Linked DNA regions of Homo sapiens: region 2 is linked to region 1. Evidence: read pairs that join two places in POLR2A ChIA-PET (ENCODE). Cell type or tissue: Caco-2. All regions are shown on one strand.

The links. Peaks named below come from ENCODE experiments on the same cell type or tissue, not always from the same donor. Only the 100,000 strongest peaks of a DNase experiment are listed, where the experiment ranks them.
Region 2: POLR2A ChIA-PET joins it to region 1 with 12 read pairs; 4 of 35 experiments call an interaction of 5 or more read pairs at or near these places.

What each region holds. Positions count from the first base shown.
Region 1 is chr17:65,523,327-65,531,326 of GRCh38, reverse strand. AXIN2 (axin 2) reads left to right here. Exons shown (of 11, transcript NM_004655.4): 11 at 1,225-2,764. The coding sequence ends at 1,351. Among named protein-coding and RNA genes, the nearest start is that of AXIN2, 34 kb to the left of the region's middle. RefSeq lists enhancers at 272-784, 785-1,299, 3,122-3,416, 7,013-7,513. In Caco-2, no CTCF peak of the experiment used is centred here; DNase peaks (open chromatin) are centred at 996 and 3,186.
Region 2 is chr17:65,275,978-65,283,977 of GRCh38, reverse strand. No RefSeq gene overlaps it. Among named protein-coding and RNA genes, the nearest start is that of RGS9, 140 kb to the right of the region's middle. In Caco-2, a CTCF peak has its summit at 5,493; DNase peaks (open chromatin) are centred at 4,157 and 5,437.

The sequences.
Region 1 (8,000 bases):
AAACAAAGAACCTTGACTAAACCCAGCTGTTCACTGTATTTAGCCTTATCTCCTACGAAAGTATTTGGCTTGCCTTTATTAAAGAGGGAAAAAATTGAGCTCTAACCAAGGGGAGTTAATTTTTTTTTTTTTAAAGGGAAAAGACAAAGCCCAACCATAACCCTGAGACACAATTAAATGCTTGAAAGGTTCTCCCATCCCCCCAGGGGACTGTGACCTTCCCTCTGTGAGTGGCCTTTATGGGCTGGAAATGACAGCTTGCAGGGGCAAGTTTAATCCCTCTGAGGGGTCTCCCTTGGCTGGGGACAGGGAAGGAAGAGGCCCTTGCTTAATTTCCTCGGAAGGGGTTTAGGGGTGGGCCTGGCCCAAGAGGACAGCAGTTGTTTCCGAATGTGGCACTCCTGAGAGGCCAGGCATTTGCATCTGTACAATTAAACAGCCTCAGAAGAAAGAACGCTGGGGAGGGATGAAAGGAGCCTTTAATCAACGGGCATAATAGAAGGGCCTTTGGTGTTTGACCCTGGAGGGATGGGATGGGAGAAGAGGCCTGGAAATGGGGAGAAGAGGGGAGGGCATCATGGGGCCAGTGCCGTCTGTTCGGCCCTGGGAAGCTGCGCTGGGCTGGCTTGCCTCCTGTGTGGCTGTGCCAGGGCCATCCAGGAGTGTTGCACTTGGGACCTGGAGGATGGGAAGGCCGAGAGGCCTTTGGACTGCTAAACCATCTGGAAGTCAGCCTTTTACAGACTTCGGCAGGTTCCGGCTCTCCAGGTGTGATGGGTTCAGGATGGCTGAACCTGGAGATAGTCTGGAGTCTCTTTGAAGGACCTGCTTGGCTCCTGCTGCAAAGGAACTGCAGGCATTTGTCCTTCCCTTCCCTCCCCCACCCCACTGCTGAAAAAGGTTGGCGGGGGGAAAGCAGCTCTGCTTTTCACAGTGTATACGTGTCAGGAGACAGCAGAGGTGCTGGGTTGAAGATTGCAGGTGGCAGGCCCAGCCCAGGCTGCTGCTCAGTGGGTGCCTGGCCTTCATCATCTCGGCCCACCTGCTTCTTGTGGTGTGGCCAGTCCCAGCTGCCGTCTTAAAGCAGATGTGCGCAACAGTGTACAGGCACACCTGCCATAGCAAATTCCTAGGATACCTCAGTCCTCCATGTTGGTATGCTTTTCTTTTCAACAATGTGGAAAATGCAGTTTACCAAGAAGCTTTTTTGGTTTTCCTTTTAAGGTATTACTTCAAAAAAGCAAGCGATGAGTTTGCCTGTGGAGCGGTGTTTGAGGAGATCTGGGAGGATGAGACGGTGCTCCCGATGTATGAAGGCCGGATTCTGGGCAAAGTGGAGCGGATCGATTGAGCCCTGGGGTCTGGCTTTGGTGAACTGTTGGAGCCCGAAGCTCTTGTGAACTGTCTTGGCTGTGAGCAACTGCGACAAAACATTTTGAAGGAAAATTAAACCAATGAAGAAGACAAAGTCTAAGGAAGAATCGGCCAGTGGGCCTTCGGGAGGGCGGGGGGAGGTTGATTTTCATGATTCATGAGCTGGGTACTGACTGAGATAAGAAAAGCCTGAACTATTTATTAAAAACATGACCACTCTTGGCTATTGAAGATGCTGCCTGTATTTGAGAGACTGCCATACATAATATATGACTTCCTAGGGATCTGAAATCCATAAACTAAGAGAAACTGTGTATAGCTTACCTGAACAGGAATCCTTACTGATATTTATAGAACAGTTGATTTCCCCCATCCCCAGTTTATGGATATGCTGCTTTAAACTTGGAAGGGGGAGACAGGAAGTTTTAATTGTTCTGACTAAACTTAGGAGTTGAGCTAGGAGTGCGTTCATGGTTTCTTCACTAACAGAGGAATTATGCTTTGCACTACGTCCCTCCAAGTGAAGACAGACTGTTTTAGACAGACTTTTTAAAATGGTGCCCTACCATTGACACATGCAGAAATTGGTGCGTTTTGTTTTTTTTTTTCCTATGCTGCTCTGTTTTGTCTTAAAGGTCTTGAGGGTTGACCATGTTGCGTCATCATCAACATTTTGGGGGTTGTGTTGGATGGGATGATCTGTTGCAGAGGGAGAGGCAGGGAACCCTGCTCCTTCGGGCCCCAGGTTGATCCTGTGACTGAGGCTCCCCCTCATGTAGCCTCCCCAGGCCCAGGGCCCTGAGGCCTGCTAGAATCACTGCCGCTGTGCTTTCGTGGAAATGACAGTTCCTTGTTTTTTTTGTTTCTGTTTTTGTTTTACATTAGTCATTGGACCACAGCCATTCAGGAACTACCCCCTGCCCCACAAAGAAATGAACAGTTGTAGGGAGACCCAGCAGCACCTTTCCTCCACACACCTTCATTTTGATGTTCGGGTTTTTGTGTTAAGTTAATCTGTACATTCTGTTTGCCATTGTTACTTGTACTATACATCTGTATATAGTGTACGGCAAAAGAGTATTAATCCACTATCTCTAGTGCTTGACTTTAAATCAGTACAGTACCTGTACCTGCACGGTCACCCGCTCCGTGTGTCGCCCTATATTGAGGGCTCAAGCTTTCCCTTGTTTTTTGAAAGGGGTTTATGTATAAATATATTTTATGCCTTTTTATTACAAGTCTTGTACTCAATGACTTTTGTCATGACATTTTGTTCTACTTATACTGTAAATTATGCATTATAAAGAGTTCATTTAAGGAAAATTACTTGGTACAATAATTATTGTAATTAAGAGATGTAGCCTTTATTAAAATTTTATATTTTTCAAAACACTGGCCTCGTCTTTGAATCCCCAGGGTGGGAACAGGGCCGAGGGGCCCTTTTGTGTGTAGACATCTGTGCTTGATTTCCTACCTTGCCCAAGCCCGTCTCTGACCTTGAGCCCTGACCTGATCTGGACCCACCTGGAGGTTTTGTAAAGCCATTTATTCAAATCACCTGGCTACTGGCTGAGGCTTTTCTTGCCTTGGAGCAGGCTGTAGATGACATCTCCTTTGGGGGTCCTCTTCCCTGTAACACCTCCATTCAGCCTCTTCCTCCTGGGCAGATTGTCTCCAGTCCGGCCAGGTAGGTGCAGGGGACCAGGGGATGAGAGGAGGCCCTCCCAGGAGTTTCAACAGGTGTCTCCGACATGAAAGCCGTTCAGCAGATGGTTTCATAGACCTGGAATGTCCACGTGGGGCCAATGGACTTAGAGATCAAAGCTAGCCAGGCACCCTCCCCATTCTGGGAGCTGATCAACAAGGCTGACTATTAATCCTATCAGTATTTTATCGTGAGCCATCAGGCTCAGGGCCGGTCAGGTGTCGGGAACATAGCAAGGAGGTGGTTCAGGAGGAGGCGACACAGGCAGCTTCTGCACCGCTCGGTGGACAGGTGTGCTTATGTGGCCAAGGACCTCGGCAGGCAGTTGCCCGCTCAACAAACGTGCCCTCCCTGTATCCTGAGCACTTGGCCTGCATGCCAGGCCATACTTTAGATCTGGGAAAGCAGGTCTTTTTAGTGGAGTCCTAGGAAGAACCCTTTTTAAAAACAGAGGATCTGTAACTGCAGTTGGACTTGACTTCTTGTGTGCTGAGTTTTCATGAAATGAACTCGGTGGTCTGCAGTGGATCTGCTTGGCTTGTTCTTCCTGCTGCCAACTGGCGTCAGGCCGGCAGCATAGAGAAAGGCCAGGGTTCTGGCCATGCGGGGTAGGGATGGACTCGAACCCAGTAGCCTCGGAGTGGTGGCAGTAGTAGGAGTTGTCAAGGCTGCTGGGAGAGTCCTGAGTTACCCTCTGAGAAGGCGAGGATGTGAGGGCATCTGGCAAGAGGCTGGAGGAGCTCTGATGCCTTGAACTTGTCCCTAACCATGCAGGTGCTGTGCCCTCCCCTCCTGGCTGGAATGGGGGTTCATACCAGGGTGTCCAACACTTTCCGAATTGTAAACTTCTTTCCAAGACAAAAGGATGAAGAGATGCAACCTATTGTGTGTGGTGAAGATTGGGGTTTGTGGATGGCTTTTCATCTCTATCTTCAGGCCTCTTGATTGAGGAGAGTGATGAGGTTGGGGCTTGGGCCTCAGACAAACTGGACTGAAGGCCCAGCACCACCACCCTCTGGGTGCCATGAGCGGGTTTCTGGCATCTTCTAAGGTGCATTTGTGAGAGAGAACTGGACTAGTTGATCACTCATGTTTCTATCTCCTGTTTTCATTCTTTTTTTTTTTTTTTTTTTTTTTGAGACAAAGTCTCACTCTGTCATCCAGACTGGAGTGCAATGGCGCAATCTCGGCTCACTGCAACCTCCACCTCCTGGATTCAAGCGATTCTCAGGCCTCGGCCTCCTGATTAGCTGGGATTACAGGCGCCCACCACTACGGCTGGCTAATCTTTGTATTTTTTTAGTAGAGATGGGGTTTTGCTATGTTGCCCAGGCTGGTCTCAAACTCCTGAGACCTCCCAAAAGTGCTAGGATTACAGACATGAGCCACTGCACCTGGCCCCTGTTTTCATCTTTAAACTTTTTTTTTTTTTTTTTTTTTGGAGGCAAGAGTCTTGCTCTGTTGCCCAGGCTGGAATGCAGTGGCACAATCTCAGCTCGCTGCAACCTCCGCTTCCTGGGTTCAAGCGATTCCCGTGCCTCAATCTCCCAAGTAGCTGGGATTACAGGCATGTGCCACCACATCGGCTAATTTTTGTATTTTTAGTAAAGACTGGGTTTCGCCATGTTGGCCAGGCTGGTCTTGAACTCCTGGCCTCAAGTGAATCTTGCCCTCCTCGGCCTCCCAAAGTGCTGGGATTACAGGAGTGAGCCATCGCACCCGGCCCCTCTTAAACTTTTAAGTATACAATACAGTATTGTTAACCATAGGGACAGTGTTGCACAGAAGATTTCTGGAACTTATTTATCTTGCATAATTGAGACTTTACGCACATTGACCAGCAACTCATTACCCCCTCACTCCAGCCCCTGACAACCACCATTTGGCTCTCTAATTCTGCAAAGTTGACTTAGATACCTATATAACTGGAATCCTGCAGTATTTGTCAATCCGTGCCTGGCTTATTTCATTTAGCACAATGTGCTGTAGGTTCATCCGTGTTGTCACAAATGACAGGATTTTACTCTTTTTTTTAAGGCTGAATAGTATTCCATTGTGTATTTATATTACATTTTCTTTATCCACGAATCCATCGATGGACACTTAGGTCATTTCCACATCTTGGCTATTGTGAATAATGCTGCAATAAAAAAGGAAGTGCCAATATCTCTTCAAGACCTTGATCATCTCTATTTTTTTTTTTTTTTGAGATGGAGTCTCACTCTGTCGCCTAGGCTGGAGTGCAATGGACTGCAACCTCCACCTCCTGGGGTCAAGTGATTCTCCTGCCTTAGCCTCCCGAGTAGCTGGGATTACAGGCGCCCGCCACCATGCCCATCTAATTTTTTGTATTTTTAGTAGAGATGGGGTTTTGCCATGTTGGCCAGGCTGTTCTTGAACTCCTGGCCTCAAGTATTTCACCTGCCTTGGCCTCCCAAAGTGCTGGGATTACAGGCGTGAGCCACCACACCTGGCAAGAACTTGATTTCAATGATTTTTGATAAATACCCAGAAGTGGAATTGCTGAATCATATGGCGGCTCTATTTTAAATGTTTTGAGCAATCTCCGAAGTGTTTTCCACAGTGGTTGCACCACTTTGCATTCCCACCAACAGTATACAAGAGTTCCAATCTCTCCACATCCTCATCAACACTCGTTTTTTTGTGATAATAGCCATCCTAATAGGTATGAGATGATACCTCATCATGATTTTGATTTGCATTTCCCTGATGGTTAGTGACACTGAGCATCTTTTCAAATACATGTTGGCCATTTGTGTGTCTTTGGAGAAATGTCTTTTTTTTTTTTTTTTTTTTTTTTTTTTGAGATGGAGTCTTGCTCAGACACCCAGGCTGGAGTCCACTGGTGTGATCTTGGCTCACTGCAACCACTGTCTCCCAGGTTCAAGCGATTCTCCTGTCTCAGCCTCCTGAGTAGCTGGGATTACAGGCATCTGCCATCATGCCCGGCTAATTTTTGTATTTTAGTAGAGACGGGGTTTCACCATGTTGGCCAGGCTGGTCTTGAACTCCTGACCTCAGGTGATTCCCCCACCTCGGCCTCTCAATCCTGTGCTAGGATTACAGGCATGAGCCACCGCCCCCGGCCGAGAAATGTCTATTAAAGTCTTTAACCCGTTTAAAGATTGGGTTATCCTAGCACTTTGGGGGCCAAAGTTGGGGGATCGCTTGAGCCCAGGAGCTCAAGACCAGACTGGGCAACACAGTGAGACTCCATCTCCAATTAAAAAAAAAAAGATTGGGCTATTAGATTTCTTGTTATTGAATTGTAGGAGCTCTTATATATTTTGGAACTGTATATTTCTGCCTGTTCTAAGAGGGGCCCATTTTTGTGCTTCTCTGTCATATTAACACTTAGGGCCTCCTAATCCCATGTGGATGTGCTTCTGGGAGTTGAGAGCCCTTGAAACTGTTCACAGTATCACCTGCGCATGCCTTCCTCTGAGGCAAGGGTCTATATTTTTTATGTGATTCTTAAAGGGATTTGTGCCTCCAGAGAAAATGCTAAAACCCATGGCTTGGGCTGTCAGCTTCTCTATTCCTTGTCCCCAAATAATTTAAGACCCAACTCTTCCAGAAACCTTTCCCTCCCTCCCCCAGGCTCTTGCTAGTGTGGTCTGAGGACCATGGAGTGGACTCACGTGGGAGCCTGAGAGAGGCAGAGGCTCACCCCATTCCATTGGCTAGACGGGACCTGCGTGTTTCCCGCCTCTCCAGGGGACTCATGTGCACACCAGCGTCCTGTTGCCTTAATCCCCCCCGATCTTCCTGTTTTTCATCTCTAGCTTCAAATCACATAACTTCGCCTTCACTTCCTGGGCTTTTCCCTATGTTGCTGCCTTATTTATCTGATTAATTCTTAACCAGATGATCAGAGGTCAAGAGCAGGCTGTGGGTCGGGCAGACCTGGGTTTGAGTCCACTCGCAGCTGGGCCGCGTAGGGAGCCATGGTTTCCTCGTTTGTTCAATGAGGATAATACGTGAGTCCTCTGTCTAGAGTGGCTGTGATAGTGACATGGGTGAGGGTCTCACCCACTTGTTACCATTTGCTCCTCGTGTGGAATCCACCCTCACAGCCTTCCTGCTGTACCACCTGGGGGCTGCCGTCTGCTCTCTTGCCCAAGGCAGTGGGAGAGTGGGTTTGCAGCTTGCTTTATTTGGAAACAGACTTGCTGCTGGAGGCAGCCTTTGGCCACAAAGCATCTGTAAATTTTTCTTTATCAAGCCCAGGGCCTTACAGTACTTGGAAATTCTCTATGGGCTCGCAGCCAGGATGGCAGTTTGTGTGAAAGAGTCTGAAATGTTGGATTTTGGGGGGAAAATCCCATTTTATTCTCCCCACTCTAGAAAATTTTAGGGTCATCATCATGCTGTCAAAAAGAAGGAAATTGGCAATTACCCCCGAGAAAATATTACAGTCTACTTGAATAATCAGGTAAAGTTGTTTTTGTTTTAGGGTTTAGAAAAATGTTCCTCTCCCTTTTTTTTTTTACCTTTAGTAGATAATGTAGTTGTATAGAAACACCCCAAATTACACAGAAGGATCAAAAGAATGCTTTACGTCCTTCTTAGTGGTTATTATCTCACTTTCTCAACTGTATTTCTTAGAAATCTGATATGAGTAGACTCTACTCCATGATTTGTCTCAGGAAGTGGGTAGTGGTGACTTGGTTTAAAAACAAACACAAACAACCACCACCAGCAAAAAAAAAAAAAAAAAAAAAAAAGCTTTTTTTTTTTTTTTTTTTTTTTGAGAGTTTTGCTCTATCTCCCAGGCTGGAGTGCAGTGGCATGATCATGGCTCATTGCAGCCTCAACCTCCTGGGCTCAAGCGATCCTCCCAACTCACCTCAGCCTCCTGAGTAGCTGGGACTACAGATGCACACCTGGCTAATTTTTG
Region 2 (8,000 bases), 250 kb after region 1:
CTAAAGCCTCCAGTGGGTTGCTGGCAAAGCGGCTTCTCTCTGACATCATCTCCTGAAGAGGGAGAGTCCAGGTCTTGGGCCAGGCAGAAGTCACCGTTTGGAGAGTGAGTCAAGGAGTCCTGGCACTTGGATATTCAGTCATTACTTCCTGCCAGGAGTCTGGGTATACGGGGAGGAAACCCTGTGCCAAGGGAGTCTTCGGGCTTCAAAGCCAAAGAAAAGGCAATTAAGTTTATGATGGAATTAGTCAGGAAACTGTAAACCTAGGATGTCGCCCCTGTACAGTAGATTCTTTTAACACCACCTCAGAACACACTGAACAGTCTGGTCTCTGGTTCCAAAATTGTCTTAAAAATAAATGTAGAGTCTAGACAAAGTCACTTTGACCTTTCTGCCACTTCTGGGTCTTCATATGTCACCACGTTGAGGTGCATGCCCAGTAATAAGCCAAGATATTCCATGTCCTGTACCTCTAACCCGAATCCTTCCCCATCTGGGATCTGGCTTCCATTAAGCCCCTCCGAAGTGGGGAAACAGGAAGGAAACTAGATATGGTGTAGTGCACAGCCCATCAAGGTGAGCCAGGCATGAGTGTGGCTTGGCCTCCTACAATGCATTGAATTCACTTGAGTCCCCAGTCTTAATTGGTGAAATTAAACTTAAGCAATAAGAATGTTGCCTTGTGGGCCATGAATTAGGCATAAACAAGAACATTTCTTAAGGACAAAGGGATCTACTAATCAGGAGGACATAACAATTCTAAACATATGTGCTCCTAATAACAGAGCTTCAAAATAGATGAAGCAAAATCTGACAGAACTGCAAAGAGAAATAGACAAATTACAACTGTTGCCAGAGACTTTAATACTTCTCTTTCAATAATTGATAAATCATGTAGACAGAAAATCAGAAAAGATACAGTAAACTTGAACTATTACCCCAACTTGATCAAATTAACCAGAAATAAACCAAGTGTCTATCAACAGAAGAATGACTATACAAATTGTGGCATATACAAACAGCAGACTACTATTCAGCAATAAAAAGAAATAAGCTATTGATCATTCAATGACATAGATGAATCTCAAAATGTTTAGCGAAAAAAGTGAACCAAAAAAGAGTACGTATTATATGAATCCATTTACACAAAACTCCAAACAATGCAAACTAATAGAAAGTGGATCAGTGGTTACCTGGGGAGAAGGGTGTTGGAGAGATAGGGAGGGATTACCAAGGAGTATGAGGAAACTTTGCAGGAGATGGATCTGTTCACTATCTTGGTTGTAGTGATGGTTTTATTGCTATAGACCTATGTCAAAATTCATCAAATTATATGCTTTATGTGCAGCTTATTATATGTCAGTTATACCTAGATAATTTTTTAAAATATCTTAAGACTGTCCAGAAGACAGGGGAGAAAGCCTCCACTTGGAAACCTTGTTTTGGAGGTTATACAACCTACCTGGTTCCCAAACTCACGTATTCTCCTCCTGAGATATTGGTGGAGGCATCAGATACATCGTTTGGCATTCTCGGTTTAGAGTCAGAATCTCTGGGAGGCCAAGATAAAGTGCCAACTGTCCCCAGTAAAAATCCCTTCCATGATGGGAATAGACACTTTGCAAACAACTACAAAGATTTTACTGTAACAGAGTGATGCAGAGTTTTTATTTGGGCCAGGACTGGCCTTTGGGTACTCTTAGCATCTGCAGTAGCGACACTCAATTCCCCAAGTGTCTGTACCCATCTGGGCCTATGTCAGGACTGAAGACGTGCTGCAGGGAAAACTTGGTATTAGTCCATTCTCACATTGCTATAAGGAAATACTTGAGATTGGGTAATTTATAAAGAAAAGAGGTTTAGTTGATGCACAGTTCAGCATGGCTAGGGAAGTCTCAGGAAACTTACAATCATGGCGGAAGGCAAAGGGGAAGGAAGGCACCTTCTTCACAAGGTGGCAGGAAGGAGAATGAATACAGGAGGAACTCCAAACACAAAACCATCCGATCTCTTGAGAATTCACTATCATGAGAACAGTATGGGGGAAATCGTCCCCAGGATTCAATTACCTCCACCTGGTCTCTCCCCTGATACGTGGGGATTACAGGAATTGAAATTCAAGATGAGATTTTGAGTGGGGACATAGCCAAACCATATCAACCTTCTTGTACACAATCATCACTCAGTCACTCGCAGGCATATGTGTTCAACTTTGGGTGGTCATGTTGGGGAGGACCTGTGAGTCATCCAAGAAAAAAAAAATCAATCATTTGGGGAGGAGTTTGACCAGAGTGTGTCAGATTCAGTCGCAGGACCTGAAGATCAGGGGTGAGGGCAGTTCTGGGCAGAGTAATCCAGTTGGGTACCCTGGGACATATGTGAACCCTGAAGAAGAAAAAGGTTTTTTTGTGTGAATTGAAAAACTCATTCCATTGACACCAAAGCCTACGTTCTTAATGATACACCAGATTGACTTCCTAGACCAGGGGTCTGAAAACCACTCACCACAGGCCAAATCTGTCACACTGCCTGTTTTTGTAAACAAAGTTTTATTGGAATACAGCTCCATCCATTCATTTACATGTGGTCTGTCGTGGCTTTAGTGCTGCAACAGAAGAATTTCACAGTTGTGTGATTGCAATGGAGGCCTTACGGCCTGTAAAGCCTGAAATATTTATTATCTGCTCCTTTAAGAAAAAGTTTGCTAGGGCCTGGCCTTACATGTCAGGCCTTATTATAATGTGAATACCTCATTTAACTGGTGAGTAATGTAAGACATTTTATTTAAAAGACACAGATACAGAAACAAAATGTGGTACAAATGTACAATGGGATATTAGTCTTAAAAAAGAAAGAAATTCCGACTTAAAAAAGAAGGAAATTCCTACAACTTAGATGAACCTTGAGAACATTACACTGAGTGAAATATCACCAAAAAGACAAATACTGTATGATTCCACTCATATGAGGTATTTAGAGCAGTCAAATTCATAGAGACAGAAAAAATTGTGTTGCAAGGGGTTGAGGAGCAGGGAGTGGGGATGAATCTTTTTCATTTTTATTTTATTTTATTTTAGTTTTATTATTTTTGAGACGAAGTCTCTCTGTGTCACCCAGGCTTAAGTGCAGTGGTGCAATCTCAACTCACGGGAACCTCCACCTCCTGGGTTCAAGCGATTCTCCTGCCTCAGCCTCCCGAGTAGCTGGGATTACAGGCATGTGGCACCACACCCAGCTACTTTTTGTATTTTTAGTAGAGACAAGGTTTCACCATGCTGGCCAAGCTGGTCTCGAACTCCTGGCCTCAAGCGATTCGCCCACCTCAGCCTCCCAAAGTGCTGGAATCATGGGCTTGAGCCACCGTGCCTGGCAGGAAATGAATGTTTAATGGGTATAAAGTTTCAGTTTGTAATGTGAAAAAGAATCCGGTCTCTCTTCATCTCTCCCCTTCAACCTTGCATCCCTACCATACCCCATCCCAGCTCCACCAGGAAGGGGGTCTGATCACAGCCAGATCTTTTAGGATTTATAGGCCATACGGATGGATGGCAGCATGGTTGCACAACAACGCGAATGTACTTAACGCCACTGAACTGTACACTTAAAAATGGTTAAGATTGCAAATTTTATGGTATGCATATTTTACTATAATTTTTTAGAAAAAAGAAGTAGAAAGAAACAGATATGTGATGAAGTAGAATGTAATTTTCCACAAACTTTTTTTTTTTTTTTTTTTTTTGAGACAGAGTTTCGCTCTGTTGCCCAGGCTGGAGTACAGTGGTGCGATTTTGGCTCACTGCAACCTCCACCTTCCAGGCTCAAGTGACGCATCTGCCTCAGCCTCCTGAGTAGCTGGGATTACAAGCGCCCGCCACAGCGCCGGGCTAATTTCTGTATTTCTACCTGAGGCAGGGTTTCGCCATTTTGGCCAGGCTGGTCTTGAACTCCTGGCCTCAAGCGATCCACCCACCCCAGCCTCCCGAAGTGCTGGGATTACAGGCATGAGCCATTGCACCTGGCCTCACAAACTTTTTTTTTTTTTTAGATAAAATATAACACTTCAAAGAATTTTCAGACATCCTCCCTCGCCTCCGCTGTTAAGGACACACAGGTGGACGTTGCTGGGAAGCACTGCAAATATGGCACTAAGTGGTGGCCTTTCCAGGTGCTTGGAGGATGTCACTCAATTGCATTCCTCTCTGGTACAGGTGAGTCCCATCAGTTCACAGTGCAAATAAAGGCCATTAAGCCCAGGAGGTATCAAGGTGGGAGGGTGGCTGCCTGCACCTTCCTGGGCTGTAAGGTTGCCCGACACAGTTGCAGGATCTCTTGAGGGAAGATATCAGCTCCAAGTCTGGCATCCCCCACCAATCACACCAGCAGGGGGTCTGTTGGGAGAAGCAAAAAAGATACCAGAAGTAGATGTGAAAAGGCTTTTTTTTTTTTTTCTGAGACAGTGTCTCACTCTGTCACCCAGGTTGGAGTGCAGTGGCGGGATCTTGGCTCACTGCAAGTTCCAACTCCCCGGTTCACACCACTCTCCTGCCTCAGCCTCCTGAGTAGCTGGGACTACAGGCGCCCGCCACGACGCCCGGCTAATGTTTTGTATTTTTAGTAGAGACGAGGTTTCACCGTGTTAGCCAGGATGGTCTCGATCTCCTGACCTCATGATCCACCTGCCTCGGCCTCCCAAAGTGCTGGGATTACAGGCGTGAGCCACTGCGCCTGGCTGTGAAAAGGCTTCTATAAGTTTAAAGAATCTGATGGTGGCTGGCTATTTCTTCAGCCTCCAAGGGGCCGATCTGTTTTTACAGGTGGTGCAGCAGTCCAAGCATGGGCAAAAGGCTGCTGATCAGGACCCGGGTCTGTGACCTACTGGTTTTGTGACCTCTGGCAGGGCACGCCATTGATCGGAGCCTGTTTCCTCGTGGCTAAATGGGCATATAATACCACTTGGGGCGGCCAGGACTAATCAATGCAGTGTTGCATGAAGCACCCACGTGCTCTGCCAAAGCTGGACCCTGTGTTATCATCCTCCCACGTGGACACAAGTCCTCACCCACCAGCCAAACCGTGGACAATAGGCAGGAAGCAGATCCCTTCCCCCAAGGCCACTCCAGAGACTGGTCTCTCATATCTCAAACCCGAGAGGGGCTCTTTACTGTGAGGGTGGTCTGAGGGAGGTTAGCAGACACCTGCTAGGGTGCCAGAGAGGCTAGCATCTGTGTAAACCTACCCCCGTCCTGTGCCCACAGGCCTGCTGGAGTGCTGAATGAAGCCATCATGAGGAATCCCACTGTTCCACCGACTTCTAAGTAAAACGGAGCTGGGTGGCACAGCCTGAGGCGTCATTGATTATTGTGACAAGCAGATCTGCAGGCTGAGTCGTGGAGCCAATTCCACACATTCATCAGGACAGAGCCTTCCGTGCTAGGGGGACCGCGGCCCATAACAGGACTTCTGAAGGACAAGACACCCTCCTCCTGGCCTCTCAAGGGACTGCACCCATCACAACTGGGCTCCCTGCCTGCGGGATGACCTGAGACTCCAAGGGGGCCTTTGGAAGCCACTATTCACCATTGCTTGGGGGCAAAGAACAGAGTCCCCGGAAGTCTTGTAGCATTTATGGGGTATTGCCCTCTGACAAAATCTACACCTGGGAGATTTGGCTGTGATTAGATCCCCTTCCTGTTGGAGCTAGGATGGGGAAGGTAGGGAGGCTGGGTTGGATGCAAGACATGGAGACAGACAGGGAAAACCACTTGGCTTAATGCTTTTGCATCAGGAAATGCAGATTCCCTGGTCTTCTTAGGAAGCCTCATGTTGACCCTCGTAACCAAAACAGAAGTTAAGACCTAGAAATGAAAATGATTGTGTTTCTGTGGAGATTTTAAAAAATTAAATAACGGGTGAAAGCAAAAGATAAAATAAAGTCGATGGCTCTGGGCTAAGTCTTCTCATCTGACTCTCAATCCAGTCGGCACGTGTATGAGAGGACATTCACTTTTCTCTTCTTTCTAAATGTGGTTGAATTGTCAAATGACACTTTGTTGAAAATATTAAAACCTAGAGGTCATGCCAAACCCAGCTTGAAAGCGAACAGACATTCTTTCGTCTTAGCACGAGTGCATATTTGGAATTGTAAATGCAAATTCTTTGGAGACAGACTCGCCTTCCTGGCCGGCGAGTACAGACAGAACATTTGAAAGCAGGTCTCGCTTTAATTTTTGACAAGTGTTAGGAAGAGATACTCTTCGCAGCTTGAGAGAGAGGGGAAATGAAAGCCAGCTTGTGGGTTAGAGGAGGTTGGGGGGAGGGCGATGAGAGAAGGACTGGCTTCTGGAAGAAGCGTCTGACTCAGTTTCTGCCCCTGCTGAGGGCTCTCTCTGATGATAAGGATGGGGTGCCAGGGAGGTCACTAAGGGAAGTCAGGTGACACCTTGCAATGGTTCAGATACCTACAAGTCTGGCAAGCTATCCAAATTATTCTAGGGGAGGTGAGGAAGCAGCAGAAGCTTGGGTACCTGGAAACTCATTGTAGTTACCTGGCTTAGAAAATTCAACCAGCTCTGATTCTTACTGCTCAGCTGCATTCTTGTACGGCTCATGGAAGTTGCCCTCAGACAAAATCTACACCTGAGAGATTTGGCTGTGATCAGTTTCCCCTCCTGTTATTTAACTTGAGTGAAGGAGTGAAGGAGTGAAGGGGATGCAATTTGCCCCTTTAACCAGACTTCCTCTACCTATGCTGTCTTGTGTATAAACACCGAGCTCTCACCACCCTGGGAAGATAAGGAAAAGGAAAAAGCAAGGCACTAACATGGACTGGGTGTGCACCATGTGCCTGAAACTTGACATTGAGTCTTCCCACCAACCAATGTTATAAATGAGGAAATTGAGGTCCAGGGGGCTGGGTAACTTGCCTGAGGTCTCCCAATGAGCAAAGGACAGAACCAAAATTCAACACAACACTGCTGGCCTCTGAAGCTCATATCCTTTCTTCTGTACTAAGCCACCTACACGTATAGGAGAATATAAGATATCCATTGACTGCTTGAAAGTTTTGTAGCAAGGAAAGAAATGACACCAGTTTGGGCCAATGATGTGATGGACAAGTAACCTCTTGCCTGTACCACCTACATTTGATGATTAAGAAAAATCCTAGAGTGAACCAAGAGAAATGAGCCTCGATGCCTCCTAAGCTCTCATTAGTCCCCGTTAGCATGCTTAAACTATCCCCCAAATTAATTTCCATGGTCTTTCCTAAAAATTGACATAATTTACATACCATCGAATTCACCCGTTAAAAGTGTGTGACTCAGTGGTTTTTAGTATACTCACAAAGTTGTGCAACCATCACCACTATATAATTTCAGAATATTTGTGTCATCCCTAAAAGAAATCCCATACCCATTAGCAGTCACTCTCAACCCCATCCCCAATCCCCAGTCCTTGGAAACCACCAGTCTACTTTCTGTCCCCACGGATTTGCCTATTCTGGATATTTTCTATAAATGGAATCATACAATATGTGGCCTGAATATGTCTGGCTTCTTTCACTTAGCATAATGTACGATATACTACATTTTGTTTATTCATAAAAATGAATAATGTTTGATGAATGTTTTGGTTGTTTCTAGCTTTGGGGCATTAAGAATAATGCTGCTATAGGCCGGGTGCGGTGGCTCATGCCGGTAATCCCAGCACTTTGGGAGGCCGAGGCGGGCGGATCATGAGGTCAGGAGATTGAGACCATCCTGGCTAACATGGTGAAACCCCATCTCTACTAAAAATACAAAAAAATTAGCCGGGCGGGGTGGCAGGCGCCTGCAGTCCCAGCTACTCGGGAGGCTGAGGCAGGAGAATGGCGTGCATCCGGGAGGCGGAGCTTACCGTGAGCCGAGATTGCGCCACTGCACTCCAGCCTCGGCGACAGAGTGAGACTCCATCTCAAAAAAAAAAAAAAACAAAAAGAATAATGCTGCTATAGGCCAGGTGCG